Regions from separate parts of the Homo sapiens genome. Here region 1 is linked to region 2. Evidence: chromatin contacts called from ENCODE Hi-C or POLR2A ChIA-PET data. All regions are on one chromosome and are shown on one strand. The core of a region is the stretch at or near the end of the contact, and the rest is flanking DNA. Distances in the headings are between cores, read along the strand shown.

Region 1 (5,619 bases), core at 2,499-4,998, 38 kb after region 2:
GTTCAGTTTCCATGTAGTTGAGCAGTTTTGAGTGGGTTTCTTAGTCCTGAGTTCTAGTTTGATTGCACTGTGGTCTGAGAGACAGTCTGTTATAATTTCTGTTCTTTTACATTTGCTGAGGAGTGCTTTACTTTCAACTCTGTGGTCAGTTTTGGAATAGGTGTGGTGTGGTGCTGAAAAAAATGTATATTCTGCTGATTTGAGGTGGCGAATTCTGTAGATGTCTATTAGGTCCGCTTGGTGCAGAGCTGAGTTCAATTCCTGGGTATCCTTGTTAACTTTCTGTGTCGTTGATCTGTCTAATGTTGACAGTGGGGTGTTAAAGTCTCCCATTATTATTGTGTGGGAGTCTAAGTCTCTTTGTAGTCACTAAGGACTTGCTTTATGAATCTGGGTGCTCCTGTATTGGGTGCATGTATATTTAGGATAGTTAGCTCTTCTTGTTGAATTGATCCCTTTACCATTATGTAACGGGCCTTCTTTGTCTCTTTTGATCTTTGTTGGTTTAAAGTCTGTTTTATCAGGGACTAGGATTGCAACCCCTGCCTTTTTTTATTTTCCATTTGCTTGGTAGATCTTCCTCCATCCCTTTATTTTGAGCCTATGTGTGTCTCTGCATGTGAGATGGGTTTCCTGAATACAGCACACTGATGGGTCTTGACTCTTTATCCAATTTGCCAGTCTGTGTCTTTTAATTGGAGCATTTAGCCCATTTACACTTAAAGTTAATATTGTTATGTGTGTATTTGGTCCTGTCATTATGATGTTAGCTGGTTATTTTGCTCGTTAGTTGCTGCAGTTTCTTCCTAGCCTTGATGGTCTTTACATTTTGGCATGTTTTTGCAGTGGCTGGTACCGGTTGTTCCTTTCCATGTTTAATGCTTCCTTCAGGAGCTCTTTTAGGGCAGGCCTGGTGGTGACAAAATCTCTCAGCATTTGCTTGTCTGTAAAGCATTTTATTTCTCCTTCACTTATGAAGCTTAGTTTGGCTGGATATGAAATTCTAGGTTGAAAATTCTTTTCTTTTTCTCTTTTTGGTAGCACAGTGAGTGGAGTTTATTTTTATAATTTGTAGAAAATTGACATTTATATTTCAAAACTTATATTACAAAATTATCAGCAGCAGTCTTAAGCATTTCAACAATGCTGATAGATTCCACTTTGCTAACACAAACAAGGCTATTATACCATGTTCGAAAAGCAAGACTTGTTCCAAGAGGGCCTATTATCATACATCTGCCTCACTGCTCAGGACCCGTTTGTGACTGTGTCTTCTTCCATCTCTTCTTCACCATCACCAGTGGGCCCCGATTTGCGTTCTCTGCCAGGGATCTGACCAGACTGCAGCAACCCCTTCAGCCGCTCCACTTCAGCCAGAGTTGAAGCATTTGCTATAGCATTCTTGATTGTTTCTACATCCCCTGGCGATGGCCCACCTTTCTTTTTGTCAGTTGGCAAACCAGCACCTGGATTAAAAGTTTTGCTTCTCCTGGCAATATCCTTTGCAAGCTGTGCACCCCGTTTGCCCTTGAACATTTTCTCTGCTTCCTGACGCTCTTTTAGTTTCACTTTCTGGAAATCCAGTACTCTGACTTGCGGAACTTTATAAATCACATACAATCTGTAATGCTTCTTATTGGTTACCAGATTTCTTAGGATACTTAGGTAAGTCAGCGATTTGAGAGATGCCAGAGGGTCCAGATCACCCAGTTCCACGAGCCTATTATTGGTGAGAATGAGTTCTGTCAGACAGGGCAGAGCCTGATCAAGTCCCTCACCTATACGGCATATTCTGTTGTTGTTCCCTAACAATGTTTTCAGTCTTCTCAACAAAGGAAAACCATCCAGTTTCCTGATCTCATTGTCAGAAAAATCAATAGCATCAAACTGGTCTAACGTAGCACCTAGATTTTCAATGACGGGAATTTTATACCCCCGGAGGTCCAGCTCCCGGTCGCGCACTGCGTTGGTGTACTGCGCCGCCTGCTCGATCAGCTCCGCCGTCAGCTTGACCATCCTGCAGCCTCCGGTTCCCCCGCGCTGTGGAAAGCTGAAAATTCTTTTAAGAATGTTGAATATTGGCCCCCACTCTCTTCTGGCTTGTAGAGTTTCTGACGAGAGATCCGCTGTTAGTCTGATGGGCTTCCCTTTGTGGGGAACCCAACCTTTCCCTCTGGCTGCCCTTAACATTTTTTCCTTCATTTCAACTTTGGTGATTCTGACAATTATGTGTCTTGGAGTTGCTCTTCTCCAGGAGTATCTTTGTGGCATTCTCTGTATTTCCTGAATCTGAATGTTGGCCTGCCTTGCTAGATTGGGGAAGTTCTCCTGGATAATATCCTGCAGAGTGTTTTCCAACTTGGTTCCATTCTCCCCGTCACTTTCAGGTACACCAATCAGATGTAGATTTGGTCTTTTCACATAGTCCCATATTTCTTGAAGGCTTTGTTCGTTTCTTTTTATTCTTTTTTATCTAAACTTCCCTTCTTGCTTCATTTCATTCATTTCGTCTTCCATCACTGATACCCTTTCTTCCAGTTGATCGCATCGGCTCCTGAGGCTTCTGCATTCTTCACGTAGTTCTCGAGCCTTGGCTTTCAGCTCCATCAGCTCCTTTAAGGACTTCTCTGCATTGGTTATTCTAGTTATCCATTCGTCTAATTTTTTTTTCACAGTTTTTAACTTCTTTGCTATTGGTTTGAATTTCCTCCTGTAGCTTGGAGTAATTTGATCATCTGAAGCCTTCTTCTCTCAGCTCGTCAGTCATTCTCCGTCCAGGTTTGTTCCGTTGCTGGTGAGGAGCTGTGTTCCTTTGGAGGAGGAGAGGCGCTCTGCTTTTTAGAGTTTCCAGTTTTTCTGTTCTGTTTTGTCCCCATCTTTGTGGTTTTATCTACTTTTGGTCTTTGATGATGGTGATGTACAGAAGGGTTTTTGGTGTGGATGTCCTTTCTTTTTGTTAGTTTTCCTTCTAACAGACAGGACCCTCAGCTGCAGGTCTGTTGGAGTACCCGGCCATGTGAGGTGTCAGTCTGCCCCTGCTGCGGGGGGTGCCTCCCAGTTAGGCTGCACGGGGGTCAGGGACCCACTTGAGGAGGCAGTCTGCCGGTTCTCAGATCTCCAGCTGCGTGCTGGGAGAACCACTGCTCTCTTCAAAGCTGTCAGACAGGGACATTTAAGTCTGCAGAGGTTACTGCTGTCTTTTTGTTTGTCTGTGCCCTGCCCCCAGAGGTGGAGCCTACAGAGGCAGGCAGGCCTCCTTGAGCTGTGGTGGGCTCCACCCAGTTCGAGCTTCCCGGCTGCTTTGTTTACCTAAGCAAGCCTGGGCAATGGCGGGTGCCCCTCCCCCAGCCTCGCTGCCGCCTTGCAGTTTGATCTCAGACAGCTGTGCTAGCAATCAGCGAGACTCCGTGGGCGTAGGACCCTCCGAGCCAGGTGCGGGATATAATCTCGTGGTGCGCCGTTTTTTAAGCCCGCAGGAAAAGCACAGTATTTGGGTGGGAGTGACCCGATTTTCCAGGTGCGTCCGTCACCCCTTTCTTTGACTCAGAAAGGGAACTCCCTGACCCCTTGCACTTCCCGAGTGAGGCAATGCCTCGCCCTGCTTCAGCTCGTGCACGGTGCGCTGCACCCACTGTCCTGCGCCCACTGTCTGGCACTCCCTAGTGAGATGAACCGTCAGATGGAAATGCAGAAATTACCCGTCTTCTGCGTCGCTCACGCTGGGAGCTGTAGACCGGAGCTGTTCCTATTGGGCCATCTTGGCTCCACCCCCCTGGTCAGTCTTTTTAATTTTAGTCATTCTGATAGGTGTGTGATAATATTTCACTGTGGTTTTAATTTGCATTTGCTTAATGACTGGTGATGTTAAGCATATTTCCTGTGCTCATTGTCATCCATATATCTTCTTTGGGGAAGTGTCTGTTCAAATCTCTTGCCTATTTAAAAACTTCTGTTGTCATCTTTTTATAGAGTTTTGAGAGTTCTTTTTACATGCTGAGTGTAAGTTCTTTGTCAGCTGTATGCATTGTAAATGTCTTCTCCAAGTCAGAGCTTGCTTTTTAATTCTCTAAATGGTGTCTTTTGGAGCTCAGCAGTTTTAAACTTTGAGGGAGTACAACTAATCACTTTATTCTTTATTGTTACATATTATTTGGTATATCTATTCATTTATTTAGGACTTCCTCAGTTCTCTCAGCAATGTTTTATAGTTTTGAGTGTGCAGGTTTTTCACATATTTTGTCAGAATTATTTATTTATCAGAATTATTTATAAGTATTTCATATTCTGATACTCAATTGTTGATTCCTAGTATACAGAAATACAGTTGATTTTTGTGTGGTTATCATGTATCTTGAAATCATGGATCATGCTTTTGGTGTGTGATCTAAGAGATTTTTGCTTAACCCAAGGTCACAAAAATGTTCTTTTATGTTTTATTCTAGAAATGTTAGAATTTTAGGTTTTTCACTTAGGTTTATGATCCATTTTGAGTTAATTTTTGTATTTCGCATGAACTTGGATTGAATTTTTTTTTTTTTTTTTCCTGAGACATAGTTTCACTCTTGTTGCCCAGGCTGGAGTGCAGTGGCATGATCTCAGCTCACTGCAACCTCTGCCTCCCGGGTTCAAGTGATTCTCCTACCTCAACCTCCTGAGTAGCTGTGATTACAGGCACTCACCACCACGCGTGGCTAATTTTTTTGTATTTTTAGTAGAGATGGGGTTTCACCATGTTGGTCAGGCTGGTCTTGAAATCCTGACCTCAGGTGATCTGCCCATCTCAGCCTCCCAGAGTGCTGGGGATTATAGGCATGAGCCATCGTGCCCGGCTGAAAATTCTTTGGTATATGATGTCCAATTGCTCCAGCACTATATGTTGAAAAGATTTTCCTTTTTCCATTGAAATGCCTTTGTACCTCTGAAGAAAATCAGTCGTTCATATATGTCTGGTTCTGCTTTTGAGCTATTTTGTTCCTTTCATGTATTTGTTTATCTTGACACCAGTACCACACCATCTTACTGCAAATGGGTTTATAATAAGTCTGGAAATCAGGTAGTATACATCTTCCAACATCTGTGTTTTCTTAAAGCTGTTTTGGCGGGTTTAGGTCCTTTATATTTTTCCATATGAGTTTTAGCATCAGTCTGTTGATTTCTACAATAAAAATTCTGGCCGGGCTCGGCGGCTCATGCCAGTAATCCCAGCACTTTGGGAGGCCGAGGTGGGTGGATCATGAGGTCAGGAGATCGAGACCATCCTGGCTAACAAGGTGAAACCCCATCTCTACTAAAAATACAAAAATTAGCCGGACATGGTGGTGCACGCCTGTAATCACAGCTACTCAGGAGGCTGAGGCAGGAGAACGGCGTGAACCCGGGAGGCAGGGCTTGCAGTGAGCCGAGATTGTGCCACTGCACTCCAGCCTGGACAACAGAGCGAGATTCCGTCTCAAAAAAAAAAAAAAAATTCTGCTGAGATTCAGAAATCCCATTACTGGGTATACATCTAAAGGAATATAGATTTCAACAGGAAATCAGTACGTTAAAGAAATATTTGCATTCCTTTGTTCATTGCAGCACTGTTAACAATAGCCAAGATATGGTATCAACCTAAGCATC
Region 2 (5,611 bases), core at 895-3,394:
AAAATTATTGTTCAATGAAAAGAAAAACAAGGTTTAGAAAAGAATGGTTTTTTGGTGTGTGAAACATTTGGGACAATAAGATACACATTTATTTTTGAAGTTTTTAGGTTTTTTTTTTTTTTGAGACAGAGCCTGCGCTCTGTCGCTCAAGCTGGAGTACAGTGGTGTGATCTCGGCTCACTGAAACCTCTGCCTCCTGGGTTCAAGTGATTCTCCCGCCTCAGCCTCCTGCCTCAGCCTCCTGAGTAGCTAGGATTACAGGCACATGCCACCACACCTGGCTGATGTTTGTATTTTTAGTACAGAGGGGGTTTCCCTGTGTTGGTCAGGCTGGTTTCAAACTCCTGACCTCAAATGATCCCCCCTCCTCAGCCTCCCAAAGTGCTGGGATTATAGGCATGAGCCACCAAGCCTGGCCTAAGTTTTAAAAAAAATTTAATTAAAAAATAATTGCATGTATTTATGGGATACAGTGTGATGCTTTGATACACATATGCACTGGGGAATGATACAACCAGGCTAATTAGCATATCCATCACCTCCGATAGTTACCATTTCTTTGTGGTGAGAACATTGAAAATCCTCTCCTTCAGGTCTTTTCAAATACACAATACATTAGTATTAACTATAGTCATCACGCGGTGCAATAGAGCACCAGAACTTAATCCTTCTAACTGATGATAACTTTGTACCCATTGACCAACCTCTCCCCTTTCCCTGCCCGCCCCTCCCTCCAGCCTCTGGTAACCATCATTCTACTCTCCACTTCTGTGAGTGTGACATTTTTAGAGTCCACACGTAAGTGAGGTCATGCAGAATTTTTGCTCTGTATATGCACATGTCTTATGTACAAGTAAAGAAGCTCTGCAAATTTTAAGACACCAAGGATGGGGCATTCCCACAGCGAGGCAGGCGCTGGGTGCAGGAGGTAAGTGAGGGAGTGTTGTTCCAGTCCAGATTTGATTCACTATTTCTGAAAACATGGAAATGCATTACCAAACAATTGGACAAATATACGTTAAAATTTAAAAAGAACCTTCTGCAGAAAAGAAAGGAGCAATGGGGATAAAACAGCCACACGGTCATGGGTGTTGCACGTATAATATTTTGTTCCAGTTGAAGCTCTGTGTTTTCTTAGCCAGTTTTCTCATGACTACTGATGTACTAAGTACAATCACACCGGAGCTGGCCGACGTTAGACTGTGGGCTGTGGCCACGGATGTCAAATAACAGCCCTGGCCTCGTCCACACAGTAAAGAGCAGACCTCACACGGGATGGTTTACCATCAAGGGGTCCAGACAGAAAGGCTGTTCTAGAACCCCTCTCACTTAAAGAGCACAAATCCGAATGAATACATTGTTTTATTGTTTTACCAGTAAGGTTCTTGACACTGATGACTTACCTTCCTATCCCCAGGAAACAGATGGTAAGTGTCCTTGAGGAGAATATCCCTTCACAGCAAATTCACATCTTTCCTTCAGCCTAGAGAGATCAGACAGAGATGAAGACCTCACCACTAAAGACCCACTCTCCTAGCTGTTTTGGAGAGGTCGCTCTTGTCTTTATAAACTTCTGAAGTTGTCTCTTGGCATATTTCCCTCCCCTCAAATCCTTATAAAAACAGGTGTGGCTAAAGCCTGTCTTTGCTGAAAGAACACTCTCTTCCTTAATAGAAAATTCTCTATTGAAAACTTATTTTCCCTGGCTGGGCTCAGTGGCTCACGCCTGTAATCTCATCACTTTGACAGGCCAAGGCGGGTGGATCACACAGTCAGGAGATCAAGACCAGCCTGGCCAACGTGGTGAAATCCTGTCTCTACTAAAAATACACAAATTAGCTGGGTGTGGTGGTGCATGCCTGTAATCCCAGCTACTTGGGAGGCTGAGGCAGGAGAATAGCTTGAACCAGGGAGTTGGAGGTTGCGGTGAGCCGAGATCGTGCCACTGCACTCCAGCCTGGCGACAAAGTGAGACTCCATCTCAAAAAAAAAAAAAAAAAAAGAAGAAAAGAAAGAAAGTCGTTTCCCTTTCTGGCTTCTGTGGTTAGCGGTGCAACAGTAGCAAAACTGGTCTCAGACATGTGAGTGGGAGGCAGGAAATCTGCAAAGTGACAATGGTCACCATGTGTACTCTTCACCCTTTCTGTGTGCTAGACCAGAGGCCCATGCTGGCATGCCATTCTGACATGCACTGTGAGGGAGCTGACATTCTCAGAACAAATGCCGCATGCGTGGAAGATGGAGGAGCCCCGTGCCAAATTCCTTCTGTTTTTATCCTCCTTCCAGTAGGAGCCCCAGATATCAACTCCACAAATTTGAAACTGTGCCAGACCAGAGTGTGTAGAGAAGTGTTTGGGGAACTGTGGGAGGGGGAGAAGATAATATTGGTATAATAAAATCAAATTCGGGGCTGGGCATAGTAGCTCACGCCTGTAATCCCAGCATTTTGGAAGGCCAAGGTGGGTGGATCACTTGAGGTCAGGGGTTCAAGACCAGCCTGACCAACATGGTGAAACCCTGTCTCTACAAAAAAATACAAAAATTAGCCAGGCGTAGTGGTGCCTACCTCTAGTCCCAGCTACTCTGGAGGCTAAGGTAGGAGAATGGCTTGAACCCAGGAGGTGGAGGTTGCAGTGAGCTGAGGTCATGCCACTGCACTCCAGCCTAGGTGACAGAGTGAAACCCTGTCTCAACAAACAAACACACACACAAAAAAAAAAGAAAAGAAAAAAGAAAAAATCAAACTTGAAAAAGAACTCCATTAAAAAGAAAAAAACTGATTTCATAACTATAATAAAAATACGCTATAAATATAGTAAAATGCCATGGAGTCTGTGTCTAACTCTGAAGAAAAAAAATTGTCATCTAAAAGACAGATTCTGGAACCAAACACCAGAAAAGTTCTCAAGAAATGAATGGCTTCTTTAGAAGACAAAGAATGAGTAAGTTCAGTTGTAACCAGAAGTGAAAGCAAAGTCATCTACAGCTATGCTTGGAGATGTTGGTCTTTTCATAGCATGGTCTTTTTGTGGCATGCAGCAGTGAGGGCAAAGAAACCACTAGGGAACTTTGAAGCCTTGGTTCGCTGCTGCTAGGGATTCCATTGTACAGATCTACTATGCACCAGTTAATGGATAGTTTACTTTATCTATGCACCAGTTAATGGATATTTGAATTATTTTCAGTTTTTACTTATTATGAATAATGTGGCTTCAAACACCCCCATGTACGCTTTTAGGTAGACATAAACCTTCAATTCTCTTCATAGATACTTAGGAGTGAAATTGATGGATCGTTTGTTAAGTACAGGTTTAACTTTTTAACACACTTTCAAACTATTTTCCAAATGACTATGTCATTTTAAAATCTTACCAACACATACTTGTCAATACTTGGTATTGTCAATCTCTTAATTATAGGCATTTTAGTGGGTATGAACTGAATGTACGTTATTCTGGTTTTAGTTGCATTTCCCTAATGATTAATTATTTGGAACATTTTTCATGTGTTAGCCATTTATATATCTTCTTAGGTGATATGTCTACTAAAATCCTTTACACATTTTTAATTAGCTTCTAACTATTGAGCTGTTCAAATTCTTTGCATTATCTGTATATAAATCCTTGATCAAATAAACCATTTGCAAATATTTTCTCCAAGTGTATAGTTTATCTGTTTACTTTCTTAATGCTGTCTTTTGAAGAAGAAAAGTTTTAAATTTTGTTGAAGTATAATTTATCAATATTTTCTTTTATGAATCATATTTTTGATGTCAAATCTAAAAATCTTTTTTTTACCTAATTCAAGGCCACAAAGATTTTTCTTCTATCTTTTAAAGAAGTTTTATAGTTTTAGTTCTTACATGGAAGCTTATGGTCCATTTAAATTAATTTTTGTGTATATCTGCTGGTGGGAATGTAAATTAGTACAACCTCTATAGAAAACAGTATGGAGATTTCTTTAAAAATTAAAAGTAGAGCTACCATTCGATCCAACAATCCCATTTCTGAGTATCTACCCAAAGGAAAAAAAATCATTATAAAAAAGACACCTGCATGCATATATTCATTGCAGCACAATTCACAACTGCAAAGATAAGGAACTAACCTAAGTGCTCATCAACCAATAAGTGGATAAGGAAAATAAGGTATATATATACCATAAATACGACTCAGCCATAAGCAAGAATAAAATAATGTTTTCTGCAGCAACTTTGATGGAGCCGGCGGCCATAATTCTAAGTGAAATAACTCAGGAATAGAAAGCCAAATATTGCATGTTCTCGCTTACCAGTGGGAGCTAAGCTATGGGTATGCAAAGGCATACAGAGTGATATAATGGACTATGGAGACTCAGAAGGGGGAGGGTAGGAGGGAGGGCAAGTGACAAAAAGCTACATATTTGGTACAACGTATATTACTCAGGTGACGCTTGCATTAAAATCTCAGATTTCATCACTGTACAATTCATCCATGCAACCAAAAACCACTTGTACCCCAAAAGCTATTGAAATAAAAAATATTAAATAAAAATACAAATTAAAAAGGCAAAAAATAATAATTTTGTGTATGATGTGAGATAAAGGTCTAAAGTCATTTATTGTATATCAATTCAATTCTATATTAGTCCATTCTTACGCTGCTAATAAAGACATACCAAAGATTAGGTAATTTATAATGGAAAGAGGTTTAATTGACTCAGTTCAGCATGGCTGGGGAGGCCTCAGGAAACTTACAATCTGGTAGAAAGGGAAGCAAACACATCCTTCTTCACGTGGTGGCAGCAAGGAGAAGTGTCAAGCAAAAAGGGGAAAGGCCCTTATAAAACCACCAGATCTCATGAGAACTCACTCACTATCATGAGAACAGCATGAGGGTAACTGCCCCCATGATTCAATTACCTCCCACCGGGTCCCTCCCATGACACATGGGGATTATGAAAACTATAATTCAAGATGAAATCTGTGTGGGGACACAGCCAAACCATATCAATAAACATTATCTGTTGAAAAAAAGCTGTCTTTTCTACGGGGATTGCCTTTGCACCACTGTCAAAAATCAATTGTCCATAAATGTAAAGGTTTATTTTTGTACTCTCTATTCTGTTCCATTGACCAACATGTCTGTCTGTATGCCAATACCGCCCTGAGTTGATTACTCTAGTTTTACAGTAAATTTTGAAGTGAAGTAATATGAATTGTGGGTTTTTTTTCAAACTTACATTGGCTAGTCTACATCCTTTGCATCTTAATATATATTTTGGAATCAACTTGCTAATTTCTACAAAATCCTAACTGGAGTTTTGGTAGGGATTGCATTTGAATTTGTAGGTAAATTTGGGTAGAATTGCCATCTGAACAATACTGAGTTTTCTGACCCAGGAACATAACATATTTCTCCATTTATTTAGATATTCACAAAACATTGTTTCGAAATTCTCAGTGTATGAGTCTTACACTTCTTTTGTTGATATTTTCCCAAGTGTTTTATTATTTTTTATTGTATTGTGAGTGCAATTTTTTTCCTTAATATCATTTTAGATTGTTCATTGCTAGCATATCAAATACAATTGATTTTTTATATTGGTTTTATATCCTGCAACCTTCCTAAAC

What was found. Hi-C counts contacts between places; a loop is a spot of excess contacts on that map. ChIA-PET counts read pairs that join two places held with the same protein, here RNA polymerase II (POLR2A). Pooled maps may share reads with other maps.
Region 1: a map with no recorded cell type shows a loop between it and region 2 (8-fold over the local background). The contact joins two enhancer-like sites. A Hi-C loop is called at or near these places in 4 of 37 single-sample maps with no recorded cell type and 10 of 50 pooled maps. POLR2A ChIA-PET finds 5 or more read pairs at or near these places in 1 of 52 experiments (activated B cell).

What each region holds. Positions count from the first base shown.
Region 1 is chr2:113,654,305-113,659,923 of GRCh38, reverse strand. It overlaps the pseudogene SNRPA1P1. Among named protein-coding and RNA genes, the nearest start is that of RABL2A, 30 kb to the right of the region's middle. RefSeq lists an enhancer at 3,493-4,050. Within about 2 kb of position 3,748, at least 2 of the 41 ENCODE cell types and tissues checked have a DNase peak (open chromatin) inside an H3K27ac peak, as active enhancers do.
Region 2 is chr2:113,690,249-113,695,859 of GRCh38, reverse strand. All of the region lies in intron 1 of LINC02936 (long intergenic non-protein coding RNA 2936), which reads left to right. Among named protein-coding and RNA genes, the nearest start is that of LINC02936, 11 kb to the left of the region's middle. RefSeq lists enhancers at 450-499, 1,760-1,889, 2,330-2,419. Within about 2 kb of position 2,144, at least 5 of the 41 ENCODE cell types and tissues checked have a DNase peak (open chromatin) inside an H3K27ac peak, as active enhancers do.